Linked DNA regions of Mus musculus: region 2 is linked to region 1. A link is a contact called in ENCODE Hi-C data. All regions are on one chromosome and are shown on one strand. Each heading gives the region's core, a stretch centred on a gene start or an enhancer-like site at or near the end of the contact. The rest is flanking DNA. Distances are from core to core; before and after follow the strand shown.

Evidence for each region. A loop is a pair of places that touch in the nucleus more often than their neighbours do.
Region 2: a map of T-helper 17 cell shows a loop between it and region 1 (10-fold over the local background). The contact joins the promoter of Scgb1b30 here to the promoter of Cyp2b13 in region 1. A Hi-C loop is called at or near these places in 2 of 37 maps with a recorded cell type or tissue (T-helper 1 cell and T-helper 17 cell).

Annotation. Positions count from the first base shown.
Region 1 is chr7:26,057,953-26,065,331 of GRCm38, forward strand. Cyp2b13 (cytochrome P450, family 2, subfamily b, polypeptide 13) reads left to right here and starts at 3,543. Exons shown (of 9, transcript NM_007813.2): 1 at 3,543-3,738. The coding sequence starts at 3,568.
Region 2 is chr7:34,092,477-34,098,953 of GRCm38, forward strand. It overlaps Scgb1b30 (secretoglobin, family 1B, member 30), which reads left to right and starts at 2,955. Exons shown (of 3, transcript NM_001099330.2): 1 at 2,955-3,098. The coding sequence starts at 3,038.

The DNA.
Region 1 (7,379 bases), core at 2,293-4,792:
ACACCTAAACATTGGAGGCTGTGCAGTCTTGGAGGCAACTCCTGCATGAGGACCTAACTGAAGATGGATCAAGAGTTCAAAGATTGGTGACTCAGACAATGCCAGCTAATTGGGAACTGCTACTTGAAAGAGATGCCTACTTGGGACCAATGAGATGTGGGTGGAGGTTATAAATCATGCCCTCACCCTCCCAAGGGTTAATGAGTGAACTTGTAGTGGAGTTCTTTTTTTTTTTTTTAAATAATTTGATGGTTGTGGGTCATGGCGACATGAGGAACTGTATTAAAGGGTCACAGCATCAGGAAGGCTGAGAACCACTGGTCTAGACTCTTGATGAGACTCTGGATCTAACTCTTTCAGGTAAGAATGCATCCCAGTCAATACTGCACATGCAACATTCCTCCACGAGTGGGTACATCTGACCTCACACCGACGATGGTGGGTTTGGGAGATTCATTGCACATCAATATTTCTGAGACAGGGCATCTGGGGGGTGGTAGGACATGCATGTGTGTGTGTGGGTGCTCATGCACATGTGTGTGGAGGTCAGATGTCACCTTTGTGTCTTCCTCACTCATCCTCCATCTTGCTTACTTTTCACTTTTACCTGGAGGTCACCAATCGAAAGGCTGGCTGCCCAGTGGGCCCCCAAGGATCCACATGTATCCACCTGTCCAGCACTGGGATCACAAACACACATCACCATGCTTGACATTTTTATGTACGGTCTAAGGGCCCTCTATCTCAGGTCCTTGAACTTGCATGACAGAGCCATCTGCTCAGCCCTATCCCATTATTTGTCATTACTAAAACGTTCTCACCCTGTTGAATAGACATGTCTGGTGGTGGCCATTGGGTGTGTGAGGCCTCATCAGCCTTTCACACCTTCTTCCTGGCTTAAGGTTTTCCAGTTTGCCTTGTATATTTCTTACCCTATACCCACACCCTACCTTTTATACTGGGAAATGGTGTTTAGAGACCACAGTCTGAGACTCAGGGTGCCTGTTACCATTTGGGATTTTGCAGTGAATAAGAGCTGCAAATAATTATCCTTAAAGGGAAGATGTTAAAATATGTGTTTGTAAAATTTAGTGTGTATGTGTAAGTGTCCATATGTGTGCTGGTGCACACCTGTGTGAAACAGAACAGAGGCCAGCCTCAAGTGTCATTCCTCAGAAATGTCTGCTGTGGTTTTTTTTTTCCATTTTTATTAGGTATTTAGCTCATTTACATTTCCAATGCTATACCAAAAGTCCCCCATACCCACCCACCCCCCACTCCACTACCCACCCACTCCCCCTTTTTGGCCCTGGCGTTCCCCTGTACTGGGGCATATAAAGCTTGCGTGTCCAATGGGCCTCTCTTTCCAGTGATGGCCGACTAGGCCATCTTTTGATACATATGCAGCTAGAGTCAAGAGCTCCGGGGTACTGGTTAGTTCATAATGTTGTTCCACCTATAGGGTTGCAGATCCCTTTAGCTCCTTGGGTACTTTCTCTAGCTCCTCCATTGGGAGCCCTGTGATCCATCCATTAGCTGACTGTGGGCATCCACTTCTGTGTTTGCTAGGCCCCAGCATAGTCTCACAAGAGACAGCTACATCTGGGTCCTTTCCATAAAATCTTGCTAGTGTATGCAATGGTGTCAGCGTTTGGATGCTGATTATGGGGTGGATCCCTGGATAAGGCAGTCTCTACATGGTCCATCCTTTCATCTCAGCTCCAAACTTTGTCTCTGTAACTCCTTCCAAGGGTGTTTTGTTCCCACTTCTAGGAGGGGCATGGTGTCCACACTTCAGTCTTCATTTTTCTTGAGTTTCATGTGTTCAGGAAATTGTATCTTATATCTTGGGTATCCTAGGTTTTGGGCTAATATCCACTTATCAGTGAGTACATATTGTGTGAGTTCCTTTGTGAATGTGTTACCTCACTCAGGATGATGCCCTCCAGGTCCATCCATTTGGCTAGGAATTTCATAAATTCATTCTTTTTAATAGCTGAGTAGTACTCCATTGTGTAGATGTACCACATTTTCTGTATCCATTCCTCTGTTGAGGGGCATCTGGGTTCTTTCCAGCTTCTGGCTATTATAAATAAGGCTGCTATGAACATAGTGGAGCATGTGTCCTTCTTACCAGTTGGGGGATCTTCTGGATATATGCCCAGGAGAGGTATTGCTGGATCCTCCGGTAGTACTATGTCCAATTTTCTGAGGAACCGCTGTAGTGGAGTTCTTAAGAGGCTTTTGTGGCCTTCTCACCTTCTCCTGGAGTATGAACTGTTGATTCTGTTCCATCTAATCTCTAACCCCCAAAGGCAGGTAGGGTCAGATGGTTGACATTCCAGGGAGCAAAGCACTGCTCACCCTATTGTCTATTCTGCTCAGCCACTGGGTAATCAGCATTTATTCACAAGGCAGAGAATTAATGGTACAATTTGGTTACACAAGTTTGAGACAGGAGATTCTTGGTATAAACATTACAATGCTGTGCCCACATCAGAACAAGAAATGAAGGCAGAGAAACAAGCATTTGAATAACCTAACATTAAACTTTATAAAGTGTACAAAACATTATGCCTAAAAGTGGAGGCAGCACCATTCTTGCAAAATTCAGCCAATGCCTGTCTTTTCCAGGACATAACCTCAACATCAGGATTAAAATCTGGTTACCAAGGAGGAAGAAAAGAAAGACACGGTGATTTTCAGTCACCTTACCAGTACTTTCCTGATCTTGACACAGTGCCATCAAGGACTTAAATGACACCAGGATTTTGCTCCTGCAAACCTGGGTTATCTGGCTTTGAACTTGGGTCATCATTTTGGCCCAAGATATCTAGTGGGTTCCATGCAGTATCTAACATAGTGTTCATACTTTGGGGAGGTCTGTTGCCTTCCCCTATTGGTAAACAGAAATACAGAGGGGTTGAGTAAATTAACTATAGTCACATAGTGGATTTCAACTATGTTGAGGAGATCAATAGCTGGCTTCCAAACATGTAGTTTAATGAATGAAATGTGCCAGATGAGGTGGTATGCCTGTGTAATTCCAGTACTAAGAGCCTAGTACACACACAGACACACACAGACACACACAGACACACACACACACACACACACACAGACACACAGACACACACACACACAGACACACACACTCACATATACCTACATTTAGCAGAACACAGAGGAACACACAATCTTATTCATATAAGAAATGTCCTTCACAAAGGCAGCATACACACACAGATCCATGCTTCAGTAAATAAATAGATAAAATTGACCTGAAAAGTGCACCCCCACCTCCCAGATATCAACAGGCTTCTCTTCAAATGCCCTATTCTCGCATGTATCTGCCCATGTCCTTGCCAAAGTCTAGGGTGGTTGTAATGGAATAGTGAATGAGCAGGTCACCAGCAGCCCAGGTAGGAACTATGGTGCTCACATTCCTGGACAGTGTGAGACAGGAGGTGGGAACAGTTGGAGTTGTATAACCTAGTGGGGAGGTGGCTTAAGCATCAAAAGTCCTGCTGGACTGTGCACTGAAGCAGACTCTTGTTAGACCGGACCATGGATCCTAGTGTCCTGCTCCTCCTTGCTGTCCTTCTGAGCTTATTTCTACTCCTGGTCAGGGGCCATGCAAAGATCCATGGTCATCTTCCACCAGGACCCCGTCCTCTACCCCTCTTGGGGAACCTCTTGCAGATGGATAGAGGAGGCCTTCTTAAGTGTTTCATTCATGTAAGAACTATACGGAGTCTTAGTATGGGTTTTCCCCTGCTTTTGTTTTGGAGGTCAATCATTGGAAGGAGCTGTTGGTTCAGGTGGGAAGATTGCTAAAGGGAGGGTGAAATACTGACTAGTAATGGATGCTGACTCCTTTTTGAGTTGACAGGTGAGTTTTGTTTTATTGGAATTCTGTGGGGGTACTTTGTTTGGAGGTATAGAAGTACTGAGATGTAGACATGCAGAGATTTAAGCATGTAGAATTTTATTCCTTGGGGCTTTTTTTTCTTTTTTGTCCATTCCAGACAAAGACAAATATCAGAGGCATCACCATTAAGGTTTGCTTTTGCTCACAAAAGAGATTAGCCTGAAGTGTTCCAGAACAAAGAGGACAAGAGGCAGGGCAGTAGGTAAGGTCTGTGGTTAGGTAGGTGGTTAAGGATAATCAGTTATAAACACCATGCAACAGCCAAGCATTTGATTGTGGTACAATCTTTACCAGCCTTTACAAGTGGGATTCCATATTTAATTGCAACTTTTCATTAAAAATCAGTTAACATTCATGGTTCTAGTTCCTGTTAAGATAGCTAATAGAGTGTCAATTATCCCAACTTGGGATTTAAATTTTTTTTGCAGTTACTTTTCTTCTATTTATTTATTTATTTATTTATTTATTTATTTATATATATATATTTATATATTTATTTATTTATTTATTTATTTATTTATTTATTTATTTATTTTACATTCCAATATCATCCCCAGTCTACTCCTAGTATCCCCTCACATAGACCCTCCCTTATCCCTCCCTTCTCTTATCCTTGAGAGGAAGAATCCTCCTCTAGGTATCACCTACCTCCTGTAGCCACCCCTTACGCATCTTGTCACCGCATCATGAGGCATATTCTCTCCAAGTAAGGGCAGAAAAGGCATCTCAGTTAGGGGACCAGGATCTACAGGCAGGCAATAAACTCAGGGTGATCCCTTGCTTGTGTTGTTAGAGACCAAACTGCTCATTTGGTAAGTATGTGCCAGGGGGCCTAAGTCCAGCCCATGCTTGCTCTTTGTTTGATGATTCAGTCACTCAGAGCTCCCATGGGTCCAGTTTAGTTAAATGTGTTCGTCTTCCTGTGGACTACCTGTCCTCTTCTGGTCCCTAAATCATTCTCCCAACTCTTTGATAAGACTCCCAGATTTTCATCTAATGTTTAGCTTTGGATCTCTGCATATGTTTCCATGAGACTTGGGCTCTCAGTGGTAGGTTATGCTAGGTTTTTGTCTGCAGTCATAACATTGTATTATTAGTAGTGTTGGGAACTGGTTCTTCCCCATGGGATACGTCTCAATTTGGGGCAGTCATTCTACGTATTTCCTCCTGTGAGTATTTTGTTCCCTTCCTAAGAAGCTCTGAAGAATTCACACTTTGGTCTTTGTTCTTTTCAGGCTTCATGTGGTCTGTCAATTGAATCTTGGGCATTCCGAACTTTTGGACTAATATCCACTTATCGATGTGTGCACTCCATGTGTATTTTTTTTTTTTTTTGTGACTGGGTTACCTCAGTCAGTATGATATTTTCAAGTTCCATCCATTTGCCTATGAATTTCATGAAGTCATTGTTTTTAATAGCTGAGTATTACTCCATTGTGTAAATGTACCACATTTTCTGTATCCATTCTTCTGTTGAGGGACATCTGGGTCCTTTCTAGCTTCTGGCTACTATAAATAAGGCTGCTATAAACATAGTGGTGCATGTGTTCTTATAACATGTTGGAGCATCTTCTGGGTGTATGCCCAGGAGTTGTATAGCTGGGTCTTCAGGTAGTACTATGTCCAAATTTCTGAGGAACCACCAGACTGATTTCCAGAATAACCATCAGCAATGGTGGAGTGTTCTTCTTTTTCCACATCCTCGCCAGTATCTGTTGTTATCTGAATTTTTGATCTTAGCCTTTCTGACTGGTGTGAGGTGGAATCTCAGGGTTGTTTTGACTTTTGTTTCCTTCATGACTAAGCATGTTGAACATTTCTTTAGGTGCTTCTTGGCCATTTGAGTTCCCTCAGTTGAGAATTTTCTGTTCAGCTCTGTTCTCCTTTTTAAATAGGGATACTTGGTTCTCTGGAGTCAACCTTCTTGAGTTGTTTGTATATATTGGAAATTAACCCTCTATAGGATATAGAGTTGGTAAACATCTTTTCCCAATCTCTTAGTTTCCATTTTGTCCTATTGACAGTGTCCTTTGTCTTACATAAGCTTGCAATTCTTTTCTTTTTATTATTTGATATTTTCTTTATTTACATTTCAAATGCTATCCCCTTTCCTAATTTTCCCTCTGAGAATCCCCTATCCCTCCCCCCTGCCCCTGCTCCAAAACCCATCCACTCCCATTCCTGGTTCTGGCACTCCCCTATACTGGGGCATAGAACCTTCACAAGACCAAGGGCCTCTCCTTCCATTGATGACTGACTAAACCATCCTCTGCTACATATATAGCTAGAGTCACAAGTTCCACCATCTGTTTTCTTTGATTTGTGGTATAGTTCCAAGAAGCTCTTGGGTACTGGTTAGTTTATATTGATGTTCCTCCTATGAGGCTTCAGTCCCCATCAACTCCCTGGGTATTTCTCTGGCTCCTTCATTGGTGACCTTGTGCTCTGTCTAATGGATGATGGTGAGCATCTACTTCTGTATTTACAAGCACTGGCAGAGCCTTTGCAGGAGACATCTATATCAGGTTCCTGTCAGCAGGGTCTGGATGGCATTTGCCTAGTGACTGGGTTTGGTGGTTGCTTATGGTTGTGGATCTCCAAGTGGGGCAGTCTCTGTATGGTCGATCCTTAAGGCTCTGCTTCAAACTTTGTCTCTGTAACTCCTTCCATGGGTATTTTGTTCCCCATTTTAAGAAGGAATGAAGTATCCACACGTTGGTCTTCCTTCTTCTTGAGTTTCAAGTGTTTTGAAAATTGTATCTTGGATATTCTAAGTTTCTGGCCTAATGCTACTTATCTGTGAGTTGCATATCATGTGTTTTTTTTTTTTTTTTGTGATGGGGTTACCTCACTCAGGAAGATATCCTCCAGATCCATCCTTTTGCCTAAGAATTTCATAAATTCATTGTTTTTAATTGCTGAGTAGTATTCCATTGTGTAAATGTATCAGATTATCTGTATCCATTCCTTTGTTGAGGGACATCTGGTTTCTTTCCAGCTTCTGGCTATTATAAATAAGGCTGTGATGTGCATTGTGGAGTATGTGTCCTTATTGCAAGTTAGAACATATTCTGGGCATATGCCCAGGAGAGGTATTGCCAGATCTTCTGGTAGTACTATATCCAGTGTTCTGAGGAACCACCAAACTGATTTCCAGAGTGGTTTTACAAACTTGCAATTCCAACAGCAATGGAGGAGTGTTCCTCTTTCTCCACATCCTTGCCAGCATCTGCTGTCACCTGAATTTTTGATTTTAGCCATTCTGATGTTTGTGAGGTAGAATCTCAGGATTGTTTTAATTTGAATCTCACTGATGATTAACGTCATTGAATAGTTTTTCAGGTGCTTCTCAGCCAATTGGGTTTCCTCAGTTGAGAATTCTTTGTTTAGCTCTGTACCCCATTTTAAAAATAGGGTTATTTCATTGTAAAAATGGCTATCTTGCCAA
Region 2 (6,477 bases), core at 1,705-4,204, 8.0 Mb after region 1:
ATTCAGAACTCTTCAGCTGGGGAACGGTATTGATGAAGAGAAAGAAGAAAGATGAGGACTGAATAAACTGCTGTTAGAAGGACTGGTGGTCTCGTCGTTCTTGCTGGTTGAGAGTGGGCGCGACAATTGGTGGCCCGTACGGGGAACCGACTCCCCACCGAGTTCAGAACTTTCAGCAGTCAGTGGTTGCCGGCAGGGTAAGTTCATGGTGAGTGAAACTTGCGACCCCAGGAGTTTGGGAAGGACCTCGGATAAAATAGAGGTGAGCATAAAGTTGCCAGGAAGTAGGCACAAAGTAACCCAGGAGTTTGGGAAGGACCTCCGATAAAATAGAGGCGAATATAACGTTGCCAGGAAGCAGGTACAAGGTAACGAAAGGTTCATGGCTTTGGGACAAGTTAAGGTTCACGGTTTCAGGATAGATTAAGGAACTATGATAACCTCAGTGTAGTGATCAAGAGATCCTCGCTGTGTAGTTATGCTTTTTTCTCCCATTGACCCTTTGTGGGTAGGTCTGATAGTTTTGGTCTTGTTTGTTCTGATATATGGACTCTGTTACTGTTTGAAACTGTGTGTAGAGGCAGTCAAGACAGGTCAGAAAATCCTTATAGAGCAACAAGAAAGTATGTCGGAAGAGGAAAAGGGCTTAAAAAGAAAAAGGAAAAAGAAAGGAGACACAGTGTTATCAGGTGGACAGAAAGGACAAAATAAAAGAGCCGAGGTGGAGGAGGAAGGCGAATTAGCTTTTGTGCCGCCTCCCTATGCCTCCTCAGCAGCCACCTGTAGGTGGACCTTCTGTCCGGAGATTTGGAGAGGATCGAGTAGATCAGGTGTTGACGTGGGCGAGAGGGTCTGTTTGTGTGTTTCCACAGGACCAGATGGAACCTCTTTGGGTGCCGGAGAGATTGGTGAGACGCTGCAAGAATGAGGCTCCTGATCCAGTTGCCCCTGTGGATGTGGTGGATGATCCCACAAGCACAAAGGATGGAGCCGAGATGAGAGATCCTTTCGGTATTCCAGAAGCCGATACCAGCTCGACATGACATTCAAATTTTTCCATGCCTTTTTGATCCCTGAATTCCCCTTAAAGAGATAGCCCCGCTGGCCATCTATCCCTTGCTTCAGGGAAGATGAGCGGGGATGAGAGCCCTGGGATGTATGCTTGTTATAGTGTGTGTGTGTTTTGTGTTTGGCACATGTGTTAGGTGCAGAGTGTGCGGCCCGCACTTTCGCCATGGTAGCATAGGCTTTTGCTGCAGTGGAGGCGGGACAATCTCCTTAGATTTGGTTTGCCACTCTAAAAGAAATTATGCTGCGTTATGCTGTGGGGTGCGAGGCTAAGCACTGCACAGAGGATAGCTTGCTGTTGGCATCCTGTGGAAGGCATGTCTGATTGCATGAAGGTTCAGTGTCCTAGTTCCCTTCCCCCAGGAAAAACGACACGGGAGCTGGCCAAGACCTCTCTGGGTGATGAGCCTAAGGGATGGTTTTGTGTAGGGCCCCTATGCTTGCACACTGGGGATCAGACCTCTACCTTCACCCATGAGGCTTGCTTGCAGCAATTAAGATCTGGCCATAGGTTAATTAACATCCTGGCCTTTTGATGCACCTGCCGCAAGCAAAACACAATCTCCCCAGGAGTGGCTTGGCATGATAGAGAGGTAGTCAGTGATAAGACTCCCTGGGCATGTCACCAACCTAAGACAGGGATCAAACCAATGCTGTTTGTCACCCAAGGACGGGAAAGGGGCATGGCTGCGGGGGGCTATCTACAGACATTCTCTCTGCCAAAAAAGAAAAAAGGGGGAATTGTGGGGAGCGGGTGTGGCGGCAGTCCCAAAGGCGCCAGGGACTGCAGCTAAGTCATATGACTTGCACCTGACTTCCTCATATAAACCACAAACATCTTGAGTGCTGCGCAGGTGTACCAGGATACAGGTGAATCCAATTTGGTGGAGATTTGCCCCTGCTGCCCTGATTAGCTGAAGCTGCGTGCCTGGTGAGGTGGCGTGGCCTGCTGTGCGTGGATGGGAACTGAGAGTATAAAAGAGTGAGAGGCCCAGGGTTCGGGGGAGATATAAAAACAAGGGAGATATAAACAAGGGAGATATAAACAGGGGAGATATAAAAACAAGGGAGATATAAACAAGGGAGATATAAACAAGGGAGATATAAAAACAAGGGAGATATAAACAAGGGAGATATAAACAAGGGAGATATATGGAGAAAGAAGAAACAGGACTGAATAAATGTGTGCAGAAGGATCCTGTAGCAGCGTCGTTCTTCCTGGCCTGTTGAGCGCGCGCAACAAGAAACCCCAAAAACACAAAACATACACCTTAACCAGGGGTTGAAGAAGTCAAGTTTAGGCAGATGTGCCAGTACTTGCCTTTGATTTCAGCATTCACATGGGAAAGAGGCACAAAGACCTCTGTGGGGTCAAGGCTAAACTGGACTACATAGTTCCAGGACAGCCTGTGCTCTGTAGACAGACTCTATCTCAAAAAACCACGAACAACAGCAAAAAGATCAAGTTGAAGGTTGCCTACAACAGCAGGAGAAGTTTGGGTTGACGAGACTGGTTCAAGGGAATGCATGAAGCAAATGGAAGATAGGGGCAGGACAAAGACAGGGCAGGGGTCGCATGGCCAGTAGTCTGAGGTCTGGCTTGTCTATACACTGACAGTGAGGTCCCCACTGTGACAGGGTAACATGGACCTCACTACTGATGGTCTGATTGAGAGACCATTTGACCTTTTCCCTAGTCATACCTTCCTTTGGCCTTTACATGACATGTGACCTTAAGAAGATCACTGCTAATGGGACCAGACTGAGCCAGGATGTTGACCAGGATCTTACTGTATTGCCAAAATACACACCTCCCCATGACACAAACACACAGCCCCCAGGAAGTTCCAAGACATATCCTGGGAATGGCCTGGAGGGACTCAGACATGGTTCCCTCCCTGCCCACTCAGCAGACCAGAGCAGTTATAAAAGGGGACCAAGCTGAGTAGGAGCACCTGCCACCATTACCATGAAGCTAACTGGTGCTCTCTTGTTGCTCGGGGCTGCCCTGCTCCTGACTTCAGAGGGAGGTGGGTATTCTGTGTGGGGGTCGGGGATGCAGACTTTCCAGATTCTCACACCCTCTATTGTCACGTCCAACTCGGCCAGCAAGCAAAACACAACCACCGGTTCTTCTTAAAGCAGTTTACTCAGGCAGCTTCTTTCTTCAAATCCCCCGCCTCTCTGGTTACAAGTGTTTTTCTCCACTCCAGCCACAACCACACCCCCACCAATCACCACAGGTCACATCACCTCACCAGGCAGGCTTGCTCAGCCAATCAGGGATTAAGGGCGGGCCATCCACCAAACATGGGCTTGTTTACAGCCTGAAATAGATTTCCATCCGGCTGGCCAGGGAGCCCGGAATGGCTTCCCACAATTCCCCCTTTTATATTTTTTTGAACAAGCTCCATGGGTGAAGATAGAGGTCTGATCCCCAGTGTGCAGAAATAGGGGCCATGTACAGGATTGACTCTTAGGCTCACAGGTTTTTACCCAGAGCAACCCTGACCTGCTTCCGTGCCGTTTTTCCTGGGGGAAGGACACTAGGACACTCAACCCTCATGAAATCAGACATACCTCCCAGAGATTGTCAAACAGCTTCCAGACTAACCTCTGTGCAGAGCTTAGCCGTACAACCCTACGGAGCGATGGCTTCATTGTTCATTCTTCATGGCAGCAAGCCAAATCTGAGGTGACTGCCCTGCTTCCACTGTGGCAAAAGCTTGCACCACCATGGCGGCAGTGCGGACCTGAGCATTCCGCAACCGACACATACACCATACACACAACATGCATGCCAAAACAAGGGCCACAGCAAGGGCACCTATCCCAGTCCATTCTTTCCCGATGCCAAGCCAGGATCCACTTGGGTAGAATTCACAGTGACAATTGCCGAGCGAAGCTCATTCATCTTGCCATCAAAATTTACAGTCCACTTTAAACACAAACAGTATTCCCCATCTGGGTTCCACACCCATCAGGGGCAGACACATGCTCATCACCAGCAAGATCAGCTTCTTCATTTTGACAGTGTCGCACTAGCTGCTCTGGAACCCACACTGGCTCTGCGCGATTCTGTGGAAACATGCAAACAGACCCTCTCCCCCAGGCTAACACGGGATCTGGACCATTCCATGATCTTGTAAGCACATCCTTCCATTTAGCATACCCCAGTTTACTGGGGCTGGTATTAGTATGCTGCTCAGCAGCAGAGCGACCTTCCTTATCCAATTGCAAAAAATTTAAGGTAAAAAGAGCTAAGGAGAGTCTTATCTTTGGGGTATGGCCATAGCCTATTCCCCCTTTTTGTTTTATTAGTAATTCTTTTAAGGTTCTATGTGCTCGTTCAATGATTCCTTGGCCTTGAGGATTATATGGCAGGCCATGTTTAACTTGTACTTCCATCTGTTGACAAAAAGACACCAGGGTTTTGGCAGTATATGCAGGGCCATTGTCTGTTTTAAGTTGTTGGGGCTTACCCCAAGCTGCCCAGGCCTCTAAACAATGCTGTATAACATGGGAGGCCTTTTCCCCTGCCATGGGAGATGCATAAACTATTCCTGAACATGTATCAATGGATACATGAACTTATTTCAATTTGCCAAATTCTGAAAAATGTGTCACATCCATCTGCCACACCTGTAGAGGGAGCAATCCTCTAGGATTCACTCCATAAGAAGGTGGGTGTTGAAACTCTAGGCAACGTCCACAGGTAGTGACTACATCCCGAGCTTGTGCTCTAGAGATTCCAAATTTTCTCTGCAGAGTTTTAGCATTAACATGAAATTTAGAATGAAATTGTGAGGCTAACTCCATAGGGGATGCTAAAAATATGAACTCCATACGAGTACAAATTATCCACAATATCATTCCCCCTACTTAAGGGTCCTGGAAGCCCACTATGGGCACGGATATGTCAATATATAATGGTTGGCGTCTGTCCCACAGCAACTTCTGTAATTGTAAGGCCAAGGCTTGGATGGTACTACGAGCTTTTATTTGGCCTGCCACTTCTAGGGATAAAACTAAATTAACTGCATATTGTGAATCTGAAATTAGATTGAAAGAAAAATCACAATCCTTAATGACCTCAATAACTATTTGTAATTCCACCATCTGCGGAGTACAGGGATAATACTGCCTGACCACAGGATCTTTCCCCTTTACCAAATATACCCCACATCAGGTTTTTGATCCATCAGTAAACACGTTAACTGCATCCTTAATGGGTGTTTTCCTCACCACTTGAGGAAAAATGACTGGATGTTCCTTAAAAAAGGTCATTAACGGATGTTTGGGATAATGATTATCAAATGGGCCCTCATTAATACAGGCTAAAATAGCCCACTCATCAATATTTTCTGTTAGGACCTTTTGCTGATACCCATCATAAGGGATTACAATAGAGCTGGGTTTTATACCAAAAAATTGTAAACAATGCTGAATTCCCAACAAGCCTAACGAAGCCACTGTTGTAGGGTAATGATCTAATGTCCTCCCAGCGGATATTTTGGAATGGATCCATAACAATGGGCCTTCTTGCCACAATAATCCTGTGGGTTGCATCTCAGTAGGTAATATTATCAAAATGATGGGTAACCCTTCTCTACAACGCTGAAGCTGGGCTTTAATCAATTCTTCTTCCACTAGGGTAAGGGCCTTTCTAGCCTCAGGTGTTAATTCCCTTTTGGAACTTAACTCTGAGTCTCCTTCTAAAATTTGAAACAGAGGTTTTAATTTAACATTTGGGATCTTCAAACAGGGCCGAATCCAATTGATATCGCCTAACAATTTCTGAATATCATTTAAAGTATGCAAGGAATCAACCCTCAACTGTATCTTTTGAGGCCAAACAGCCATAGGGGCGATCCTTGCTCCTAAACAGGACACTATTTTATCTTGTTTCACTTTCTCTGGTGCAATATGCAAACCCCATTGCCTCAAACTCTCCACCATCTTTCCATAGGCTTCCTGCAAATACTTTTCATCCTTTGCTGCAAGGAGGATGTCATCCATGTAATGAACACAGCGAAGTTTGGGATATTCTTTCCTAATTGGTTCCAATGCTTTTCCTACATAAAGCTGGTACATGGTAGAACCATTCCTTGAGGCAACACCACCCACTCAAATCTTTGATCAGTCTGTTCATGATTACAGGAGGGCAAAGTAAAAGCAAATCTAACACTATCTTTCAAATCCAAGGGAATGAAAAAGAAACAATCTTTAATATCAATTACTATTAGAGGCCACTTTTCTGGCAGGGCAGATAAGAGAGGCAGACCCCTCTGAATGGAGCCCATCACCTGCATCTGTGCATTAATAGCTTGCAGATCATGTAATAACCTCCATTTGCCAGATTTCTTTCTGATAACAAAAATTGGGGTACTCCATGGAGATACAGAAGGT